Linked DNA regions of Homo sapiens: all the other regions are linked to region 1. The links are chromatin contacts, found by Hi-C or POLR2A ChIA-PET in ENCODE. All regions are on one chromosome and are shown on one strand. The core of a region is the stretch at or near the end of the contact, and the rest is flanking DNA. Distances in the headings are between cores, read along the strand shown.

Region 1 (2,816 bases), core at 113-2,612:
TAATCGCTAACTCTTACACTGTACTATGTACTTAGTACAGTTCTAAGTGCTTTACACCTATTTACTCCTTTAATCCTCCCAAAAAACCTGAAGCCGAGTGAAGCCAAGTAGTTTGCCCAAGGTAACACAGATATCAAGTGACGAGGTTAGAATTCAAATCCAAGCAGCATAGCTTCAAAACCTAGAGTCTTAAACCACCTGACTCTACTGCTCTTCTAGGACTCAGAGTTCTAATGTGAGAAAAGAATCCTCTATAGAGCTTTCTTTCAATTCCACCATCGCAAATGAATTGCAAACCTGTGACTCAAAAGTTCTTCCTGTGTGCAACCTTAAGTAATCTGACTTTTACATCCAAAATGGGTAACCTCTCTGGAAAACTAAAAGATGCAATGGCCAGTCTGAAAAGAACTCATGCTTCCCGTTGTTAGTGGGGTTCTGTTGTGTTGTTTTTTAATTGCAACACCTGAAACGCCTTAAAACACAAGTAAACAGGCTATCAGCCATTTTCCTGAGAACAGCAAACACCTATTACACTTTCATGATGCCTAAATTGATGAATCTGAGCTAAATACAGGAACGGCTGTCTTTTTCCCAGCTGTCTCTAATATATTTGGAAGACGGTAGACTCAGTTTATGCATGTGAATGTATGTGAGAAATGAGGGGGAAGTGGAGGGTGAGGAGGGGGAAGTGGAGGGTGAGGAGGGGGAAGTGAAGGGTGAGGAGGGGGAAGTGGAGGGTGAGGAGGCTATTCACTCCTCCACCTCTCCAAAGCGGGGCGACTCAGACTCAGACCCTGCTGCTAGAACTTAAAACCAGTATCACACCATTTCTGCCTTGGCCGGCTTCAGTGCCTCTCCAGGCTGTAGGGAGGTGGCTACGTGGCGCTAAGAGGACTTCCCCCAGCCAGAGAGGAGGTGGCAGCCCCAGGTGGTGGCATCCCCTCGCCCGGGGCCCCGCGACAGGGGGCGCCAGGACTTCCCGGGGATCCCCCAGGAGGGCAAAGTCTGAAGTGGCTAGCCTGGAGCCGCAGTTGGGCCAGGGCCTGCCTAGCAGCCCCTCACAGCCTCTGCGACCACTCCTGCCAAACCAACCTCCCAGCCTAAAGGGTTAGCCGACGCGCCGGGGACGGGGCCGGGCTCCTGAGGCAAAGGCACCCAAGACGAACGCTATATTCTGTGGGACACTCACCAGGTTGAGGGGTCCTTCCATTACTTCCATAGACCCCGGGGTAAGCGGCGGCCTTAGGAAGGGGAGTAGTGGCGCCGGGGAACATGGAGGGGACTGCAAGGGAGCTCGACGCAGCCGCGGAGACTGCGGCCCCTCTCTGCGCCCCAAGAGCCAGCGATAGGCGCTGAAGGAGCAACAACCTCACCACTTCCTCCTCCGGCGCCGCGCCGCGGGCCCGCCCCCTGCGCCACCGCCGAGGCCACGCACGGCGCCATGACGTCACACGCGCAAAAGGCTGGTTCAAGGTGGGAATGAGGACAGGCAGTGGGTGGGGCCCAGGGAAGGCGGGGCACCAGCTGATGTACGCTTGCGAGCGGTCAATCTTTCCTCTCGCGAGAAGCGTTAGTTTAGGTTCTTAAAGTCTACACTGAAGTCACGTGAGGAGGTACAGCCTTGCTGTTGAAGACTTGAAATGGCTGTCTTCTGCAATTAGCTTCTCACGTTTCCTTTTAGACTGACTTTTCCTTAAATCTGCTAATCGTTACACCGTTACTTGTGGTCCTGTCCACACCTTTATCATTGTACATGATTCATTTTTTCAAAAGGCCGATTTGAGCAATTCTAGACCATGCACTGGACTAACCCCCCTAGAGGTCAGCACACTCGAATGATTTAGGGCTCTGCCCTCAAGTTGCTCACAAACTGATAGGGAAACAATTTTGGTCTAGCCAAATATAATACTGCATTCATTTAACAATTATGTGCCAAACAAAAGCTAGGTTCGTTCTGTCATGGAATTCACTGACAAATAGTTGTGATTTATGCTGGAAAGGGAACACATAGGGAGCTGTGATAGAGTAACCAAGGTGGAGTTGGGTGGTAAAGGAAAGCCTTTCATGGGGGGCGTGATTTTTTTTGAGAAAGTGTCTTGCTGACGCAATCTCCACTCACTGCAACCTCCCTCTGCCCGCCCCCTGCCCCAGGCGATCCTCACACCTCAGTCTCTTAAGTAGCTAGGAACTACAAGTGCTCAGGCCAGGTTAATTTTTGTATTTTTTGTAGAGATGGGGTTTCGCCATGTTGCCTATGCTGATCTTGAACTGCTGAGCTCAAGTGAGCTCAATGATCCGCCCTCCTGGACCTCACAAACTGATGGGATTATAGGCATGAGCTACCGCACCTGGCTAAGGGCGTAATCTTTAAGATTAAACCTTAAAATGCCAGTTAAACAAAGACCCTTCTCGACAAAGGAAATGTCTTATGCCTCAACTCTAAAGGCGGGGAGGTCGGGTGGCGGGAGCTGCAGCATTTCAGAGAGATGCAAAAGAAGATACCAGAGAGATAGGAAACTTCCAAAACATAGGTGTCCTTGCAGTGCACAATGAAACATTTGAATTTTACTCAAAGTGCATTGGGAAATAAGTAAAGGATATTAAGCTAGAGAATAATCTGCTTTAATTTACAGTTTTGAAAAGATTAATTTCCCTGTAATGTGAAGAATAGATTGTGGAAGGCCTAAGGAAAAAGAACCAAGACAAGCTAGTTGATTGACTAATTATGGGCGCTCAGACTGGAATGGAAGTAGGGAAGATTGGGTCATGCATCCACTCATTACATAGTTATCATGTTTCTACCATGTGCCGGAAAC
Region 2 (2,816 bases), core at 163-2,662, 1.4 Mb after region 1:
ACCACGAAAATGCAGTCATTTACTTTAGTCAACCTCAGCCTTAATTTTTAACTAAAGAAATTTGCAGAAAGCATGATGTTTACGTTTAGATATTTTATTCATAGTTTGTGTGTTTCCCTTTTCTCCAGTAGGCTCATAAATTATTACCAGGAAACATGTTGTTACAGTTATAAATATTTCCCTCTCTGCTTAGCTCTCCCTAGCCCCTACCCTTTTTTTTTTTTCCTTTTTTATAAAAAAGTCTCACTTAGTGATTCTTTAACCGTATTAGGCACTTTTCTCTGGTCAGCAGGCAGGATTTTCTTGCTTTGGAGGAAACTACTGCCAATTAGTCATATGTGCTTGGCATTCTAGAAACAGGACACTTTCAGTGAGCACCCAAGCCCTTCCTCCTAGGCAAGGCAGCCTTTTATTCCATATATGGCAGATGTCATTATTTCAATGACCTAAAGAAGCATGTCTTCCCTTATACAGAATGGGTCTAGGTACTCTAAGTTTCCCTGGCTTTTCTTGAAATCTGAAATCTTAGAAATTAACTACAAAACTGATTTTGTGGACAACGGTGTACATAGCAATACATGTTCTCAAAAGAGACCTTTCACCTACAGTCTGCGAATCATACTAGTTTAGTTAAAAATAAACAAACTGAAATAGCAGCAGCTCTGAAAAATCTAGGTGGTATCTTGATTCCAGATTTGAATGTTCTAAAAATGTAGATTTTTTTCCCCTTAAATGTGTAGTCAGAGTTCTGGATTGGCTCTGCTGCTCAGTTGAGAGTAGGTCTGAGATGTGGTTTCTTTGTTTGTAAAATTAGGGAGTTGGACTAGGTCGTCTCTAGTCCAGCTACAGATGTTGTATCTTATGTTACTAAATTTCAAGTGGCTTTTTCTCTATTTATACAAAACTCAAAGTTGCTTGCCTGTGTAGATCCCCAGATTCAGTATTTTTCAGTCACGATGTAGAAGAATATTTGGAGTACACATTTAGTGCTTACTGGAATCATTGACAGGCTGAAGCTTGTCCATTTATTTTTCCTTAATTACCTTCCCCAAACCTGCTCCTCCTCCAATTCCTTTATCGTTTGGTGGCATCACCAGCTTCTCAGTTACTGGACTCAAAGCCTTGCAGCTGTCTTCAGTTATTCCCTCTCCCTTGTCCCTAACATTAAGTCAGCCATAAAACTCATTGGGGGCACCTGCTGATGCCTGTCCCACCTGTGCCCTTCTATTTTTTGAAGGATTCAACTCCATGTTCTTGCCTTCACAGATCTCGAGCTCCAGCTGTACTAGACCACTCACTCTTTCCCTGCTTGCCCAGTGCTTGCAGCAGAGTGGGTGCTCCATAATTGTTATATGAAAAAAAAAAAAAAAAAAAAAAAGAGCAAGGCAAAGCAAAGCAGAGCGAAGCAAAGCAAGGGGTGGAGGAAGCTGTGGTCTCAGCCCTGTATTGCCTGTGCTGCTCCCTCTGCTGGGGGAGCTTTTCCCTGCATCCTGCCAGGCCATCTCATCCACCTGGACTTTCCACCCAGCTCAATCAACTCTGTGAAGTTTCTCGTCATCGCCCTTGTGCTCGCAGAGTATCTTGCTTATTCAACTTCATAGTATTTGTCACATTGGCCTTGAGTGACAGCCAGGTAGAGTGATTTCTCGCCATTGTGTGGAAACAACTCGAGGACGTGGGGCACGTCATATTCATCTTAAGGACCCCTAGCTCAGGCCTTTATACACGGGGGGCATTCATTGGATGTTGAGTATTTCATCAGAGTATCTATCCATTCATCTAAAAATCTTCAGGGCTGCCTAGTTTGTTAGACCAGCTACAAGTCAGTTTAAATATTTTTCTTGAAAAACGGTAACACTTGGAGAAGCAAACCTAGTCATTGTATTGTTGCATCAGTGCAACTATCTGTATTTCATATCAATGGAGCCCTAGAGTATTTGTTTGATTAGCAGAATGCCAAACAACCAGACAGATTCTCACTGATTTGACTTCATTGATAGTTACTATTAGTTTTTGGAGACACAGTCTTGCTCTGTTGCCCAGGCTGGAGTCCAGTGGCACGATCTCGGCTCACTGCAAACTCCGCCTCCCAGGTTCAAGCAATTCTCCTGCCTCAGCCTCCCAAGTAGCTGGGATTACAGGTACCCGCCACCACGCTAGGCTAATTTTTGTATTTTTAGTAGAGACAGTGCTTCACCATGTTGGCCAGGCTGGTCTTGAACTCCTGACCTCAGGTGATCCACCTGCCTCGGCCTCCAAAGTGCTGGGATGACAGGCATGAGCCACTGCACCCCTGGCCCAGTAGTTATTTTTAACTGACTTATCATTAAACTGTTTTTTAGACACAGTGTAGTTTAAAGCCATAAAGAGTTCCTCAGAGATACCATACCCCTCACCTAGCTCCTAATGAAAGTAACATCATGAAGCAAATTTCTAGGAGGGCTGATAAGTTGCCTGACTCTAGGGGCCATGATTCACATTGCTTTCCGTGAGCCTCCTCTGGTCCCCCACTCACAATACAATGTGAAAGGTACCCACTGGAGTTGTTCAATGGGGAGGCCCTAAGGTCAGTGCTGGCCACCATTTGGGAATATAAACTGTGATGATGAAAAAAAAAAAAAGCAGCTCTCATTTATTGAGAACTTACTCTGTGTTTGGCATTGGGCTAGTTAGAAAGCACGTTATAAATAGTAGGTCCTTCAAATCATACTGCATTGGGAGGAAAGGTTTTATTGACTTCATGTTTTGAGAAAGAGCCAAAAGCTTAAAGAGGTTAAATAACTCAGCCAATGCCCCACAACTAGAAAATGGAGAAT
Region 3 (2,816 bases), core at 103-2,602, 1.3 Mb after region 1:
CTAGCAATTATTGTGAAAAACAAGACAAATCTCCATCTATAGCTTTCTGACACAGTCTTGATTTGAGAAACAAAATAAGCACATTACTGTTATAGTCTAATAGACTGCAAGCTGTTTTATTAGAGTCAGCTGAATCCTGTTTTGCATAAAAAAGAACTCTGTTTGCTATCAAGAACACATTTACATTAATATGACTTTGACAAAGTAAAATAAAATCGCATTAAGATGATGTAAGTAGATAAGACAATGAAATCTCTGTGAGAGAGTTTTGGCACACACTAATTACAGTCAAGTCCCTGCAGAAAAAGAACATATTTTTACACCAACTATCCATGTGTTTGAAAATGTAGAGAGCCCAAAATGCAATCCTTGGTTTAGGTATTTCCTGAATACATTGTATTTCTGTGCTTCTGAGATAGGGTTTTTTTTTTTTCTTTAAAGGAGGCTGCCCGATAAATAATACTTTCATTTACAATAATACAAGCAAGTTTCTTTCTGAATACTAGCCTGTAATCATCCTGATTATTTTAAGGGACTTTCCAATACAGGGCAGCTGAAAACAACGTTTTAGATTACATGGTAATTTAGGAATGCATGAAAAGCTAAGCAGTTACCATAATAGGGTTCTGGATAAACTTCATGCTTTTTAGAGCAAAACATAACAACATATGTTTTGTGATTTGTTTCAATGATTTTTCTATATTTTTTTTGTTCAGGTTCTATCAAAATATTTGGAGGCCTCATCTGCGTACAGCATTTTTATAACCTTATTTTGAAAACTTTGATGTCTCTCTTTTTAGTTCAGTCATTAAAAGAAAGGCAATGATGGATGATGATAATGCCTCGGATTTTATGACTAATCAGTTCTTGGCAGTGGCCATATTTCTTCCGTAGTGAAACTTTAATACTCCTTTGGCCTTGCATAGGCTTAACAACAACAAAAAAATTTTTTGGAACTGTGTTACACCGGCTACTTATTAAGTATTAGCAAACAGTTATTATACAAAAGTTAGCACTCTGATTTAACACCTGACAAAATGGAGCAACCAGGAAAGATGATTTCTTCTCTTTTCTGGATTCTCACAAATTTTAGGTGCCTTGCTATTGTGTTTTTTTTCCCCCATGTTTTACATACAGGAATACGGAGAAAAGCTATTCAGATGGTAGAAATATTGAGGGGGAAAAAGTCTTGTAGGGGTGAGTTGGGCTGCCATTTGCATTTTTTCTTCCTGAACCGTCTTTTTGATGACACAATTTTTATGAAAAGCCTGATTTTCTGCCCCGAGTCTTAATGTATTGTTCTTGAAGTTGCAACAACAAACACCAGGTGTCTCCACTTAGCTGAGCTACAGGTTCTGAAAAGGAAGGCCACTTTGCCAGGAAAAGTTGAAGCTACCTTCCTTTTCCCTCCCTAGTGCTCCTGGCCGTGGCCTAGACAAGGCCAGAGGGCTGGCTGTGAGTAGGGGAGTGGAGTTTATTCTTTCATGAGTGCTCAGTTTAAAGCCTATTGACTCAGATTTGTAAGGGAACCTGATTTTTGTGTGGAAGTCATGAAGACTGGCATCCGTGGAAATACTGATACCAGTGAATTAGGCAGCTGTGGCCTGTATTGCATGCCTGTTCTACTCTGGTGGGGACCTGCCATCTTGGTTGGCAAGAAGCCCTTCCTGGGTGGATGGGGGCCTTCTTCTTTTAGGATAGCCAACTCCATGGGGACCTTCTGGCTGAGAACAACCAGATCAGAGACCCACAACCTAATGTGCTGGCTTCTTCTCTACCAGGGGCTGATGTCCCAAATCCCAAGTTGCTATTTCCATGAGCATATATTCTTCAACAAATAATCAGTTAATCTCTACTGTGTGCCAGGTACTGTCCTAAGCAGTGAAAAAACTAGAAAAACCTGCTCTCATAGAGCTTGCGTTAACATATGTCCCTTCCATTTGATGCCTGGGGTAAAAATCAATTCTGGTGTTTCTTAAAATGTGTTTTGTGGCATTCCAAGGATGGTAATAAGTATTGTGCTGAGAAATGTTTTCATATTTCATTATGCTCTGGAACTGCTGGGTTAAAAAGTGTCTAGATGCAAAACTCCTTAGTAACCTCTATATGCTAATTTGCATAGTCCCTTTCTAAGAGATGTCTTATTTCTCAAATATATTTGGCTAAGGAATAATTTTTTAAAAAATAAAAACATTCTCCAAGCCAATTTTTAAAAAACAAAATATGTCATTATTATCCTAGAGAAATATTCCAAACATTTTATTCTGTTACTCAAACACTACCTTCATAATTCTTATCCTGTCAGTTGGTCATCCTCATTATTTTTAAACCTAGAAATTACGCTGGATGTTTAAGTGAATGTTCTGAGGAATATACTTTGGGAAAAATTGCTTTGAGTAGTAGACATTCAAAGATTGGAAGATTTGGAAGCTAGAAGGAGGTAAAGAGGTTGGGGCTTAGAGGCCACCTGTAAGAGGAAAGAGATGTTTGCCCCTAAAAACGTGACTGTTGAAGCTGTGCTGGTATCCTTGCAGAAGAAAACTCTGTTCTCCATCAGTTTCTGAGCAGCCATCAAACAACTATTTTGGAAGACGGGAAAGCTAAGACATATGGGTTCCAGTCCCAGCTCTGTTTTTAACTAGCTGGGCAATCTTGGGGGTAATTTACTTACCTTTCGGTCTTAAATCTAATGCCCAATAAGTGTCGAATATACATTAAGCCACTTAATCATCAAACAGTTCTCTGAGGTAGATCATGCATCTACAATATTCCTTATAGGGAAGGAATTAGAGTAACAGATTAAGGAACTTGCCCAA
Region 4 (2,816 bases), core at 111-2,610, 1.3 Mb after region 1:
GTAGTGGAGTGTATTCACTGAGGAATGAGACTATTGAGTTCTGGATGAAGAGTAATCTTGAATAAGTGACTTAACAGCTCTGAACCTCAGTTGCCCCAACATCCGTGGGTTGTTTGGAAATGTCTACATTCTTGATTCCAGGTCAAAGGTGTTTTCTGTTACGCCACATCCAGTAGTATTGTGCCCGGAATTGGTGGGTTCTTGGTCTCACTGACTTCAAGAATGAAGCCGGGGACCCTCGCGGTGACTGTTACAGTTCTTGAAGGCGGCGTGTCCGCAGTTTGTTCCTTCTGATGTTCAGATGTATTCGGAGTTTCTTCCTTCTGGTGGGTTTGTGGTCTCGCTAGCTCAGGAGTGAAGCTGCAGACCTTCGCAGTGAGTGTTACAGTTCTTAAGGCGGGGCGTCTGGAGTTGTTTGTTTCTCCCGGTAGGTTCCTGGTCTCGCTAGCTCAGGAGTGAAGCTGCAGACCTTCGCGGTGAGTGTTACAGCTCATAAAAGCAGTGTGGACCCAAAGAGTGAGCAGTAGCAAGATTTATTGCAAAGAGCAAAAGAAAAAACCTTCCACAGTGTGGAAGGGGACCCCAGCGGGTTGCCACTGCTGGCTCGAGCAGCCTGCTTTTATTCTCTTATCTGGCCCCACCCACATCCTGCTGATTGGTAGGGCCCAGTGGCCGGTTTTGTCAGGGCACTAATTGGTGCGTTTACAATCCCTGAGCTAGATACAAAGGTTCTCCATGTCCCCATCAGATTAGTTAGATACAGAGTTTGGACACACAGGTTCTCCAAGGCTCCACCAGAGCAGCTACATACAGAGTGTGGATTGGTGCATTCACAAACCTTGAGCTAAACACAAGGTGCTGTTTGGTGTGTTTAAAAACCTTGAGCTAGATACAGAGTGCCGATTGGTGTATTTACAATCCCTAAGCTAGACATAAAGGTTCTCCAAGGCCCCACGAGAGCAGCTAGATACAGAGTGTGTATTAGTGCACTCACAAACTTTGAGCTAGACACAGGGTGCTGATTGGTGTGTTTACAAACCTTGAGCTAGACATAAAAGTTCTCCAAGGCCCCACCAGAGCAGCTAGATACAGTGTTGATTGGTGCACTCACAAACCCGGAGCTAGACACAGGGTGCTGATTGGTGTGTTTACAATCCCTGAGCCAGCCATAAAGACTCTCCACCTCCCCACCAGACTCAGGAGCCCAGCTGGCTTCACCCAGTGGGTCCTGCACCGGGCTGCAGGTGGAGCTGCCTGCCCGTCCTGCGCCGTGCGCTCGCACTCCTCAGCCCTTGGGCGGTCGATGGGACTGGGCGCCGTGGAGCAGGGGGCGGTGCTCGTCGGGGAGGCTCGGGCTGCACAGGAACCCACGGAGGCGGGGGAAGGCTCAGGCATGGCGGGCTGCAGTCCTGAGGCCTGCCCCGCGGGAAGGCAGCTAAGGCCCGGTGAGAAATCGAGCGCAGCGTCGGTGGGCTGGCACTGCTGGGGGACCCAGTACACCCTCCGCAGCCGCTGGCCCGGGTGCTAAGTCCCTCATTGCCCCGGGCCAGCAGGGCCGGCCGGCTGCTCCGAGTTTGGGGCCCGCCAAGCCCACGCCCACCCGGAACTCCAGCTGGCCCGCAAGCGCCGCACGCAGCCCCAGTTCCCGCTCGCGCCTCTCCCTCCACACCTCCCTGCAAGCTGAGGGAGTGGGCTCTGGCCTTGGCCACCCGAGAAAGGGGCTCCCACAGTGCAGCGGTGGGCTGAAGGGCTCTTCAAGTGCCGCCAAAGTAGGAGCCCAGGCAGAGGAGGCGCCTAAAGAAAGCGAGGGCTGTGAGGACTGCCAGCACGCTGTCACCTCTCAGTATCGTTTTGCCTTTTTTAAAGCTTGGAGAAGGAATGTTCGTAGATTTGGTATACTCTGCTCACTTTTACCCAGTAGCATTCTGGGACAAAGTTGGCAGACTTGTTGTAGGAATAAAAATGGGGCTTAAGGAACTTAAATTTATAAAGTGCCTACTATGTGTCAGGCACTTTACATACATCTCGCTTAATTCCTGCAAAACCCAAAAGAAAATGTAGGAGATAGGGGTTATTATTCTCATTCTCAATTGGAGAAATTGAACCTCTGATAGGTTAAGCAATATAACTGAGGTGGCTCAGCCAGATGCCAACCAAGTCCCAAACCAGGTGGTTCTTGTCTCCAAAGTCTAGGTGTTTATGAAACTGGAAATGGCTATTTTGTGACCTTTGGCATTGCCCAAGTCCCATTAGATTTCTCCTTGATTAGCTACCAAGAAGGATACATTATGGATCAGATCTCCTTTGGTGTTCAGAGCCAAGATTCAAACTGGGCTGACTTGAGCCCAAAGCTGGTGCTTTCAGTCATCTCATTTCATTACCCTCAAACAGTATCAGGGCAGAACCTGTTTCAGGAATGAGACAGCACAGTGCTTAGGAGGTGCCTGTCATAAGTTTGAGCTTCTGGACCAGTTGGATTTGACTAGAGGGAAACTTGTTTCAATGGCTATTGGCACTTCCTCCCTTTTGTTGGATGTAGGGTAGCCACGGACAGGGGACATTTGAAAGACTTGGGAGATTTGGGCCAGACTTGGTGATAGTCGCCAGTGCTGTGTAGTGGGTGGGCTTTGGAATCAGTCATTCCTGGCTTAAGTTCTAGTTCCATCTCTACCTAGCTCTATATACAGAGAGTGATTTATGAGATGGTTCTAAGCCAATTTCCTTTATGGTAAAAAGATAATCACAATAACACCTAACTCACGGGTTGTTTTGGAGATTAAATGAAAACATTTGTAAAGAAGAAGCAAACTGGAGGC
Region 5 (2,816 bases), core at 166-2,665, 1.2 Mb after region 1:
TATAGCCCAAGGAATAAAAAAATGCAAGTTTGCTATGTTTAACTGATAGTGTTTATATTCCTTACTTACTAAAAATTTTGTAAAATGAAATAATTCTTCATTTGACTACTTTCAACTGCCATACCAAATATGGGTATCAAGTCCACTTTATTATAAAAGCTAAGTACTGTAATTCTAAAGACAAAAATAAATAACTAGAGGCTTGTGTGGTGAATGATTTAATCAACCCAATTCTTCTGGAAAAACAGGTTCTTGTGTTCATTATGCTTATGAATAATACATTCCTTAACCCTCCTATTTTAACATAGTTATTTTTCTTTTTTTTTTATAAACTTCAGTATGAAACAGTCTGAAAGAAGGTAAAATATCTCACTGAGTAAAGTCATAATTTGCATTGGTTTCATATTGAACTTTCTTTCTTTGAAAAGGACAAAGAGGAGGGAAGAGAATGAATGCACTTTACCACATTTCAGAAGTGTTTTTTAAGATTATTAGTTTTTCCACTATCCAGATCTGTAGTTTTAGTCATCAACCATTAAGAGTCTTAAATGAAAACTCTAGAGAGTTTTAAAAAGCAGAAAGATGACATCCTCAAATATTGTCTAAATGTGCTCCCTCAAGGGGGAAGGGGATAAAAAAAAAATGAAAGAGTTGTGATTTGAATCAGAGCATTTATTGGAAGCTGCCATGTGGGGCAGAGTTTCTCTTTGTGGAGTATTAATTTGTTGGCAGACACACATTTGTGAGAACATTCTTGTTTTTTTTTTTTACTATTCAGAGAGAGACAGGAAGTGACACAAACTGGAATTAAAGCGAACTTATTCTACCTAAACACTAAGCAAGAAAAGTGCTTTAATGAGCTTTTATATTTTAAAATCCCTTCTCTAAGAACCAATCTAATTATTTTGTTATTATTCATGTTTCAACATTATGAAATAACTCAGTTAAAAAACGATAACATGTTGGAGTTTTACTTTATCCATAGAAAGGTGAGATCTTTCCGTTCTTTGCTTACTTCCACCAGAAAAAAAGGGGGGGGGCCTCAAATAATCTCACAGTTCATCTTCTTTCTTTGGTAAGAACAATGAGGAGTTGGAAGGGTTCTACAGAAGGAAAAACCTAATAAGTGTGTGAATTTCCATTAACAATGTGGTATTGGAGGTGGTTTCAGTGTGACCAACAGAAAAGGAGATAAGAAAACCACTGCGGAGAAAGAAAAGTACAGACAACAAATATTTTGATGTTATAGAAGAGGCTGAAGAGAAAGTTGTGGGGACAGGAATGTGTACAGAAAATGACACCCCCTATCTCCTCAATATAAATCCTGACAATGTAGACTTACAAACCTTAGATTAGGCAGATAATGGAAACTCATTACATTAAGGAAAGTTTTTGTTTCTCTTTCCACATTATTACAACACAGTGTGCATTCCAATTACAAAAGCTATTTGTCTCAAATTCCCCACAGTTCATAGCAACTGAGTAGAATTTCAAGGCCCTAAATTCTATCCTTAAAGGGGTATTTTACATTAAAAATTTTTTAAGTACATGGTGTTTCTTGTGCCCCAGGAGAGAGCCTCCCAATCAACTCTCCTGTTGATCATTTTCCCTTCTTCAGCACTAATCATAAAGCTGTCTCCAAAATGAGACCAAAACAAACAAACAAAATCAGACTCAACCTAAAAGCCTTTTTTGTTTTGTTTTGTTTTGTTTTTGAGACAGAGCCTCGCTGTTGTCGCCCAGGCTGGAGTGCAAAGGTGTGATGATTTCGGCTCACTGCAACCTCTGCCTCCCAGGTTCCAGCAATTCTCTTGCCTCAGCCTCCCAAGTAGCTGAGATTACAGGCCCCTGCCACCACACGTGACTAATTTTTCTATTTTTAGTAGAGATGGGGTTTCACCATGTTGGCCAGGCTGGTCTTGAACTCCTGACCTCAGGTGATCCACCTGCCTCGGCCTCCCAAAGTGCTGGGATTACAGGCGTGAGCCACCGCACCCGGCCAGGAACCTTTTTATCAATACACATTCATTGGCCTTTCCTTACTCCTACTGAATGAAGAATCTAGAAAAGCTGGTCTCAGTAATCAGTATTGTTTTTTAAATTTCTTTCTTGAGTCTAATAAGCAACTAAATTTAAAAACCACTCATCTAGATTTTCCAGGCCAAACCACCTGCAAGTACTGTGAATATTCACTATAAACCAATTTCTTCTGGAATCAACTGCAAAAAGGTAGAATATGGACCTTCTTTTTTTTTAGAATCCAAGAGGATCAACCTTTTATTTCTTTGGGTGGAATTAAGAAATTAGACTTATTTTCCTGTTCATTAATAAATTATCCATTTTAAACACAATTTTAAACATAAACCTTGCTATAAATACTCTTGTTTATATGTGTGACATCAAGCTTAACCATCTACACATCCTTTTGTCCCCTGTGGGTTTCCTGTTTAATTTTTTATTAGTAACAGTATATTCCATAACACACACACACAAAATTAAACAAACAAAAGAAAGGTTTTAATGTTAAGGAAAACATAAGACAATGGTAATACAACTTAGATCATACATTAGGAAAGTAACACAACAGATGTATTATTCAGCATTACCGCAAGTCATAAGACTAGTTATTGTGTGTTCACAAAACTGGGGGGTGTAACAGTATATATAGGAAGATTATCAAAAAACTCTTTGGCTTTAGAAGGAAAACCACTAGTCTAATAATTGTCTCTAAATGTGCAGGTGACAATCAGGCTGCCATATCTAAAATGTTACTGTCTGACATCAACCAAAAGATGCCAGGAAACCGTTGATAGTTA
Region 6 (2,816 bases), core at 83-2,582, 1.1 Mb after region 1:
GATGTCCACTTAAAACTGGGCAAAGGAATACATGGATTATTTTTTTCAAAAATCTTTTAGAGCAGCATTATTCAATAGAAACACAATGTGAGCCAACTTGTAATTAACACATTGAAAATGTAAACAGAAAACAGGTGAAATTAACTTTAGTAAGCTATTTTATCTAACCCAGTATATCCAAAATATTATTTTAACATGTGATCAATAGAAGTGATTACTGGCCGCACACGGTGGCTCACGCCTGTAATCCCAGCACTTTGGGAGGCTGAGGTGGGCGGATCTTGAGATCAGGAGATCGAGACCATCCTGGCTAATACAGCGAAACCCCGTCTCTACTAAAAATACAAAAAATTAGCCAGGCATGGTGGCACATGCCTGTAGTCCCAGCTACTTGGGAGGCTGAGGCAGGAGAATCACTTAAACCCAGGAGGCAGAGGTTGCGGTGAGCCGAGATTGCACCATTGCACTCCAGCCTGGGCGACAGTGCAAGACTCAAAAAAAAAAAAAAAAAGTAAAAGAAAAAAAAAGATTACTAGTGACATATTTACATTATTTTTTCATAGTAAGCTCTCAAAATATAGTGTGTATTTTACATTTATAGCATCTCTTGAAGTGGACAAGACACATTGCAAGGGCTTAGTTGTCACAGGTGGCTAGTGGCTACCTTATTGAACAGCATAGCTCTCTTTAGAGCGTCTGCCTGAAAAGAAATTTTAAAATCATTGTGTCCTGGGTCCGAAGAGGCACTTGGGAAAAATGAGGTTGTTCTGTGTACAGGTTCCTTTTGGCCAACTATCTTGAGATAAGATGTTCTGAAATATAGCTAGGAGAGGAGAACAGAACAGGAGGAAAAGCCTCACAGTGCCTGTTATTTCATTGTTCTGATACCCCAAAGCCCCAACAAAGACCCAAAGTTAGCAAGTATAGTTATTTTAGTAGAGATTCTCGCTTGCCACCTTTGGTTTCTGGTGAATAACAAAAATCAATTCAAAGTAAAATAATAATCTCTTAAAAGCTTCAACTGTTAAGACCTGGTGAGAGCCCTCTCCTCTGGGTTAAACATATCCTTCTGCTGTAACCAGCTACAGGTTCACTTGGTGCCATGTCCACAAAACCATCTGCTCTGTTTTCTGTCATGACACCCAGTTGTTCAGAATGGATATTTCTTTCTTTCTTTTTCTAGTGTGCACATTACTAAAAGTAATTTAACAGCTGAAAGAGATACTTATGAAACCTACTGGAAACTGAAACCACTATTTAATCTCACGGCAAAGCAGTCATATAAAAACTCCGGCACCTTCTAATGTGCTGTCACAGTGCACCATGGAAGAACATCATTGAAAGCTGATGATACAGATGTGCTCTGTTTTACTTCCTTTTTGTACAGGGTTAGTACTGAGTAAGCTGATGTAAGACAGGAGGAGGATGGCTCTAGTTTAGCCACCTTTCCCAAAGTACCTACCATCTGCTGAAAATCATTTCCACAGCAAATATCCCCTTTTCCCCAATCTCTAACATCCAAACCTACCTCTCTTTTCTCATAAAAGACAATAAACAAATTGCTCGTGACTACTATATTAATTCCAGTGATAGTTCTGTGGTTTCATACCATGAGTTACCAGTGCTACAGATCCCTGTTTCTGGGTATCTCTCAGATATTTCTTTAAGGTTATTTCTGTTTGAAAGGGTTGGCAAACTATGGGCCAAATTCAGCCCAACACCTGTTTTTGTAAATAAAGTTTTATTACAACATAGTCATGCACATTCATTTACATATTGTCTTTGGCTGCTTTTACACTACGACGGCACAGTTGTGTGATTATAGAGTGGTGCATTTGCCTCAGAGACCTTATGGTGCACAAATCTAAAATATTTACTATCTGGCTCTGCTGACCCTTGATCTAGAGAATATAGTCTTGCTGCCAGAAATCTGCTATTTTGGATCACGAATATCAGCTTAATTTCTAAGATACAGTTACTCTGTAACACTTGGCTGCATTTACTTGTTCAAGCTGGACTCTCCTTTCCAGAATATGGGTTCTTTGAAGGGCAGGAGCTAGGTCTGTAGCATGTCTGAATTCCTAACACCCTGGAAACAAGCGAAGCACATGATAGATTTTTAATTAATGTTGGTTCTTTTTCTGGTTATTCACTGTCCCTCTGTTCTCATCCTACTCCCGGATCTATTACCCATTCTTTCTTCCTTGCTCTGTGACCCCTGAATGTTGTATCATTGGGCTCCCTCATGGGCTGGCTGGCTTCTGCTTGTTCAGCCAATGGGAGACACCTAACAGATCGCATGTGGGAAAGAGTGAGAAGTTGTCATATTTCTTCTCTGCCCCATCTCTGCTTTGGCCTGGCAGCTCTGGCCAAGGCCACAGCTCCACCCTGACGGCAGCTTTCACCAGGTAGCACTATGTCTTCCTCTTGCTTCTTACTAGTGCCCAGATGTCTTCATGGTTCTTTTCACCCTAACCCCATCTCTATAGTCTTCCTTTGGTTCCTTTTGTTAAGCCTTGGGTTCCCAAACTGTAAAATGGACTTAAGAACAGTGACTTCCTGGGGGGTCTTTAACAGTAGTTAAAAGATGCAAAGTAGTCAGGCTAATGTAGCACACAGTGAACGCCCCGTAGGTACTTGTCTGATTATTGCTTTGCAAGCTGTTTTCCAAAGTATGCCAAGGAACACTAGTTCCTTGAGAAAGAAGGGAGTATGTTACCAAGGGTTATGTGGAAAAGGGGCACCACAGCACGGGAAACACTGAGTTTAACAAAAAGTTACACAAACAGCTTGGAGCCTTTAACATGCTAATGGAC
Region 7 (2,816 bases), core at 227-2,726, 1.1 Mb after region 1:
ATTCATGTGACAAACCCATGATCCCAGTGCACTGCCACAAATGCTCATTAACAAGCATCACAGTCCCACAGTCAGTTCTGTGAGCTTTGAACCAGTTCCAGAACGAGGGCTACAGCAAATGGCAGCTTGGCCTTTTCATTTTTTCCATTTTTTACACTTAACAAAATGTAGAAAACTCCCAATAACCGCTCCTTTCACACTTTTTATCTCCTTTATAAGTTCGTAATATTCACCCATTAAATCTCAAACTTTGCTATGTTCTTATGTAATGCTTAATTCTCTTCTCTGGCGTTGGCTTGTGAAATGTCTTTAATTAAAAAAGCTAAAAGCACTCTAAATCTGGATGGCAGACTCATTTCCAGGGCATTCAGGCATGTTGTCTAATTTTAAAACTCTGACAGGATACATGTAAATTTATGCAAGTTTCATAAAAGTCACAATTTCCTCCTTGAATTCAAGCTAAAGAAAATGCCCCTGAGCTCTTTTCAAAGCTGTTTGTTTTACTGGAGAGCTCATTTTGCCCATTGTGTTGGAGGTGATTATTCTGAAGAATATCCGATGTCAAAGTCCCATCAATCCACTAAGAATTAAGGAGTTAAATTTCCCGACTATTGATCAAACAGACTCTTTGATCATTATTTTATGCCTTTTAAACACAGATGGGGGAGGGGAGGAAAAATATTATCATGCAAATTATTTTGGTTGACAGTAATTAAGAAATTATATGTTAAGAAAATCAGTAATTGTTCACATGAGTCATTAATGTGTTTTCATTCTTTGTAAAACTTTCTGGCACGCCCTTCCTTTCTTGCTTTAAATAAGCAAGGACTGGAAAATATGCATAGTATTTGGAACCCAGGGGAGTGACATATTAATTCAAAGTTTGCTTGGAAGTGTAGCTTTGTGGAAACTCAAACATGTTCCCATCCTTTTTTGTTTCCACCTCCCTTCTACTCAAGACTCCTCGCCAGAAAGTTAGGGTAGCCTCTTTGAATGTAAGGCAGGGTCTTCTATGGGCTGAGACTCGCTTCTCTTCAGAGGGTCACAGTTAGGAGGGTCACAATTAGAAGACTCACTGCCTAGGAAATCTGTAAGAAAACCCACAAAATGTGGGAATCAGAACGAGCTCAGCCCTGGGCGATTAACCAGTCCTTGCTAATTCTGTGGCTCCCTAGGAGCAAATCTTCACTCTGAATTAAACCTTTGCCAAAGTTTGTTTTGGAAAGGTCTTAAATCCACAGGAAAGAGACTAAAAGTGTATGATGGAAGGCTGAAACAAGCTCCTAAATGGTTGGGACACCTTCGAATGAACTCAGGTTGGCTTATAAATGGCCAATCCCTAAAAGAGCACAAACTAAAATTACATTTGTTTTTATTGAAAGACAGCCTCAAGTGCTGACATGTAGTGTATGACATGGGATACATAATAATACTCTTAAACCAGTTCTGACATAATATCTCCGGCGGCCTAATAACCACAAATGATTGCTTTAGTTAAGAACTAGCCAGAAGCAAAATAGATCCATGTAAAAGTAGCTTGAATCATAAATGCCTCAACAATATTTTATGTCACTTTGTAAAAGTTAAAGGAGTCCTATAATAATTAACAACAAAAACGCCATGTTCTTCACTATTGTACGGTGGTTGTGAAAGGTTATTTCATAGTCCCGAGGCTGCCAGTGCCGTAAATTATGCAGGCACCAAGAAGCATTAAGGAGAAATAATAGCAATTTAAACGAAGGCTGACGTAATTCATGATAAACAGTCATTGGAAAATATTACAATGTTGTCTTTTTTGAGTGGGTTTAATCAGAAGAATGTGACCATATTCTAACATAAACCACTTCTCTTTTCCATTGTGCTAGCACTTGGAATGTTGGCACTCACCCTAGCTGCAAGGTTCTTATTCACAATAATTGCTGAATCCAGAGCTCCAACACCTCCAGGGAACCTAACAATGTAAATTTGGTATTCTGATTGATGGAAGGAGCTTCCAAGACAAAGCTCCAAACCTCTGGGCTGCATGGTGGTCTAAAAAAGGGACTGAAATTTGAGATTCATACAGCCAGGATACTTTCAAGAATACACATTAGAAAGATGGCTCAAGTAAAGCAAGCAGTAAAGAATTACTTTACTGTGATGTCTAACAGAACCTGGAGATGTGGTATGAATCTGGCAGCTGTCCTGATAAAAGCAGATCTTTGTCACAGATTGTTCTTGGTGAACTGTAAATATAGCAACACATTAAGAAGTAAATATGATGGGGAAGACCAAACCAGCCAACTTTCATTAATGCAAAATATCACCAGGTCAGGATCATAAGACATAATCACAAGACAGGGTGGTCAAGCAGATGTTTGTATCTGAACACCCACAAAAAATTACCTTCTGTGCATAAAAGACGACAGTGGTGGGGGCGGGGGAGGGGCAGGTTTGAAAAAAAAAAAAAAAGGTCAGGAACGCGTCTCATGCCAACATGGAGACCGGGCAATATTTACCTCTCTGGCACCCACCCAGTCTTTGGAAACGTAAAGATAATAATGATATTGGTATTACAACTACAAAGCCTTCCAATGTGCAGTTCATTTAAAAGTCTTTAAGCCAACTATTGATTATCTGTGGTGACGAAGGAAGGCAAGGATAAAAGAAAACACAGAAAATCCAATGGCTTATCTTTCCCACTGGTTTCTGTTTCATTCATGATCCATTCTTTCCAAGGGCCATTAAGAGCAGCAGAAGTGATTTCATTTTTTCTTCCTCTCCTTTTCTCTGCCAACCTTCGGATGGAGGTGCTAATGAGCTGGAATAAACTCAAA

What was found. A loop is a pair of places that touch in the nucleus more often than their neighbours do. ChIA-PET counts read pairs that join two places held with the same protein, here RNA polymerase II (POLR2A). Pooled maps may share reads with other maps.
Region 2: a pooled map shows a loop between it and region 1 (2.9-fold over the local background). The contact joins the enhancer-like site here to the promoter of NRBF2 in region 1. A Hi-C loop is called at or near these places in 4 of 50 pooled maps. POLR2A ChIA-PET finds 5 or more read pairs at or near these places in 2 of 52 experiments (HepG2 and activated CD8-positive, alpha-beta memory T cell).
Region 3: POLR2A ChIA-PET joins it to region 1 with 5 read pairs in PC-9. The contact joins the enhancer-like site here to the promoter of NRBF2 in region 1. POLR2A ChIA-PET finds 5 or more read pairs at or near these places in 3 of 52 experiments (PC-9 and activated CD4-positive, alpha-beta T cell).
Region 4: a map of naive thymus-derived CD4-positive, alpha-beta T cell shows a loop between it and region 1 (10-fold over the local background). The contact joins the promoter of LINC02625 here to the promoter of NRBF2 in region 1. A Hi-C loop is called at or near these places in 1 of 168 maps with a recorded cell type or tissue (naive thymus-derived CD4-positive, alpha-beta T cell) and 5 of 50 pooled maps. POLR2A ChIA-PET finds 5 or more read pairs at or near these places in 2 of 52 experiments (OCI-LY7 and activated naive CD4-positive, alpha-beta T cell).
Region 5: a pooled map shows a loop between it and region 1 (3-fold over the local background). The contact joins the enhancer-like site here to the promoter of NRBF2 in region 1. A Hi-C loop is called at or near these places in 3 of 50 pooled maps. POLR2A ChIA-PET finds 5 or more read pairs at or near these places in 2 of 52 experiments (activated CD4-positive, alpha-beta T cell and endothelial cell of umbilical vein).
Region 6: a pooled map shows a loop between it and region 1 (11-fold over the local background). The contact joins the enhancer-like site here to the promoter of NRBF2 in region 1. A Hi-C loop is called at or near these places in 2 of 37 single-sample maps with no recorded cell type and 7 of 50 pooled maps. POLR2A ChIA-PET finds 5 or more read pairs at or near these places in 1 of 52 experiments (activated B cell).
Region 7: a pooled map shows a loop between it and region 1 (4-fold over the local background). The contact joins the enhancer-like site here to the promoter of NRBF2 in region 1. A Hi-C loop is called at or near these places in 4 of 50 pooled maps. POLR2A ChIA-PET finds 5 or more read pairs at or near these places in 2 of 52 experiments (GM12878 and Panc1).

Annotation. Positions count from the first base shown.
Region 1 is chr10:63,131,874-63,134,689 of GRCh38, reverse strand. It overlaps NRBF2 (nuclear receptor binding factor 2), which reads right to left and starts at 1,362. Exons shown (of 4, transcript NM_030759.5): 1 at 1,190-1,362. The coding sequence starts at 1,219. RefSeq lists silencers at 816-1,085, 1,296-1,545.
Region 2 is chr10:61,749,776-61,752,591 of GRCh38, reverse strand. All of the region lies in intron 5 of CABCOCO1 (ciliary associated calcium binding coiled-coil 1), which reads right to left. Among named protein-coding and RNA genes, the nearest start is that of CABCOCO1, 88 kb to the right of the region's middle. Within about 2 kb of position 1,412, at least 10 of the 41 ENCODE cell types and tissues checked have a DNase peak (open chromatin) inside an H3K27ac peak, as active enhancers do.
Region 3 is chr10:61,833,812-61,836,627 of GRCh38, reverse strand. All of the region lies in intron 2 of LINC02625 (long intergenic non-protein coding RNA 2625), which reads left to right. Among named protein-coding and RNA genes, the nearest start is that of LINC02625, 33 kb to the left of the region's middle. Within about 2 kb of position 1,352, at least 11 of the 41 ENCODE cell types and tissues checked have a DNase peak (open chromatin) inside an H3K27ac peak, as active enhancers do; they include PC-9, where a contact is called at or near this core.
Region 4 is chr10:61,866,489-61,869,304 of GRCh38, reverse strand. It overlaps LINC02625 (long intergenic non-protein coding RNA 2625), which reads left to right and starts at 1,360. Exons shown (of 5, transcript XR_001747461.2): 1 at 1,360-1,445. RefSeq lists an enhancer at 840-999 and silencers at 1,220-1,309, 1,081-1,375.
Region 5 is chr10:61,941,695-61,944,510 of GRCh38, reverse strand. All of the region lies in intron 3 of ARID5B (AT-rich interaction domain 5B), which reads right to left. Among named protein-coding and RNA genes, the nearest start is that of ARID5B, 41 kb to the right of the region's middle. Within about 2 kb of position 1,415, at least 13 of the 41 ENCODE cell types and tissues checked have a DNase peak (open chromatin) inside an H3K27ac peak, as active enhancers do; they include endothelial cell of umbilical vein, where a contact is called at or near this core.
Region 6 is chr10:61,986,632-61,989,447 of GRCh38, reverse strand. The region is part of intron 3 of ARID5B (AT-rich interaction domain 5B); the gene reads right to left. Among named protein-coding and RNA genes, the nearest start is that of ARID5B, 86 kb to the right of the region's middle. RefSeq lists enhancers at 1,036-1,285, 2,386-2,525, 2,525-2,816. Within about 2 kb of position 1,332, at least 7 of the 41 ENCODE cell types and tissues checked have a DNase peak (open chromatin) inside an H3K27ac peak, as active enhancers do.
Region 7 is chr10:62,018,216-62,021,031 of GRCh38, reverse strand. All of the region lies in intron 4 of ARID5B (AT-rich interaction domain 5B), which reads right to left. Among named protein-coding and RNA genes, the nearest start is that of ARID5B, 120 kb to the right of the region's middle. Within about 2 kb of position 1,476, at least 7 of the 41 ENCODE cell types and tissues checked have a DNase peak (open chromatin) inside an H3K27ac peak, as active enhancers do; they include GM12878, where a contact is called at or near this core.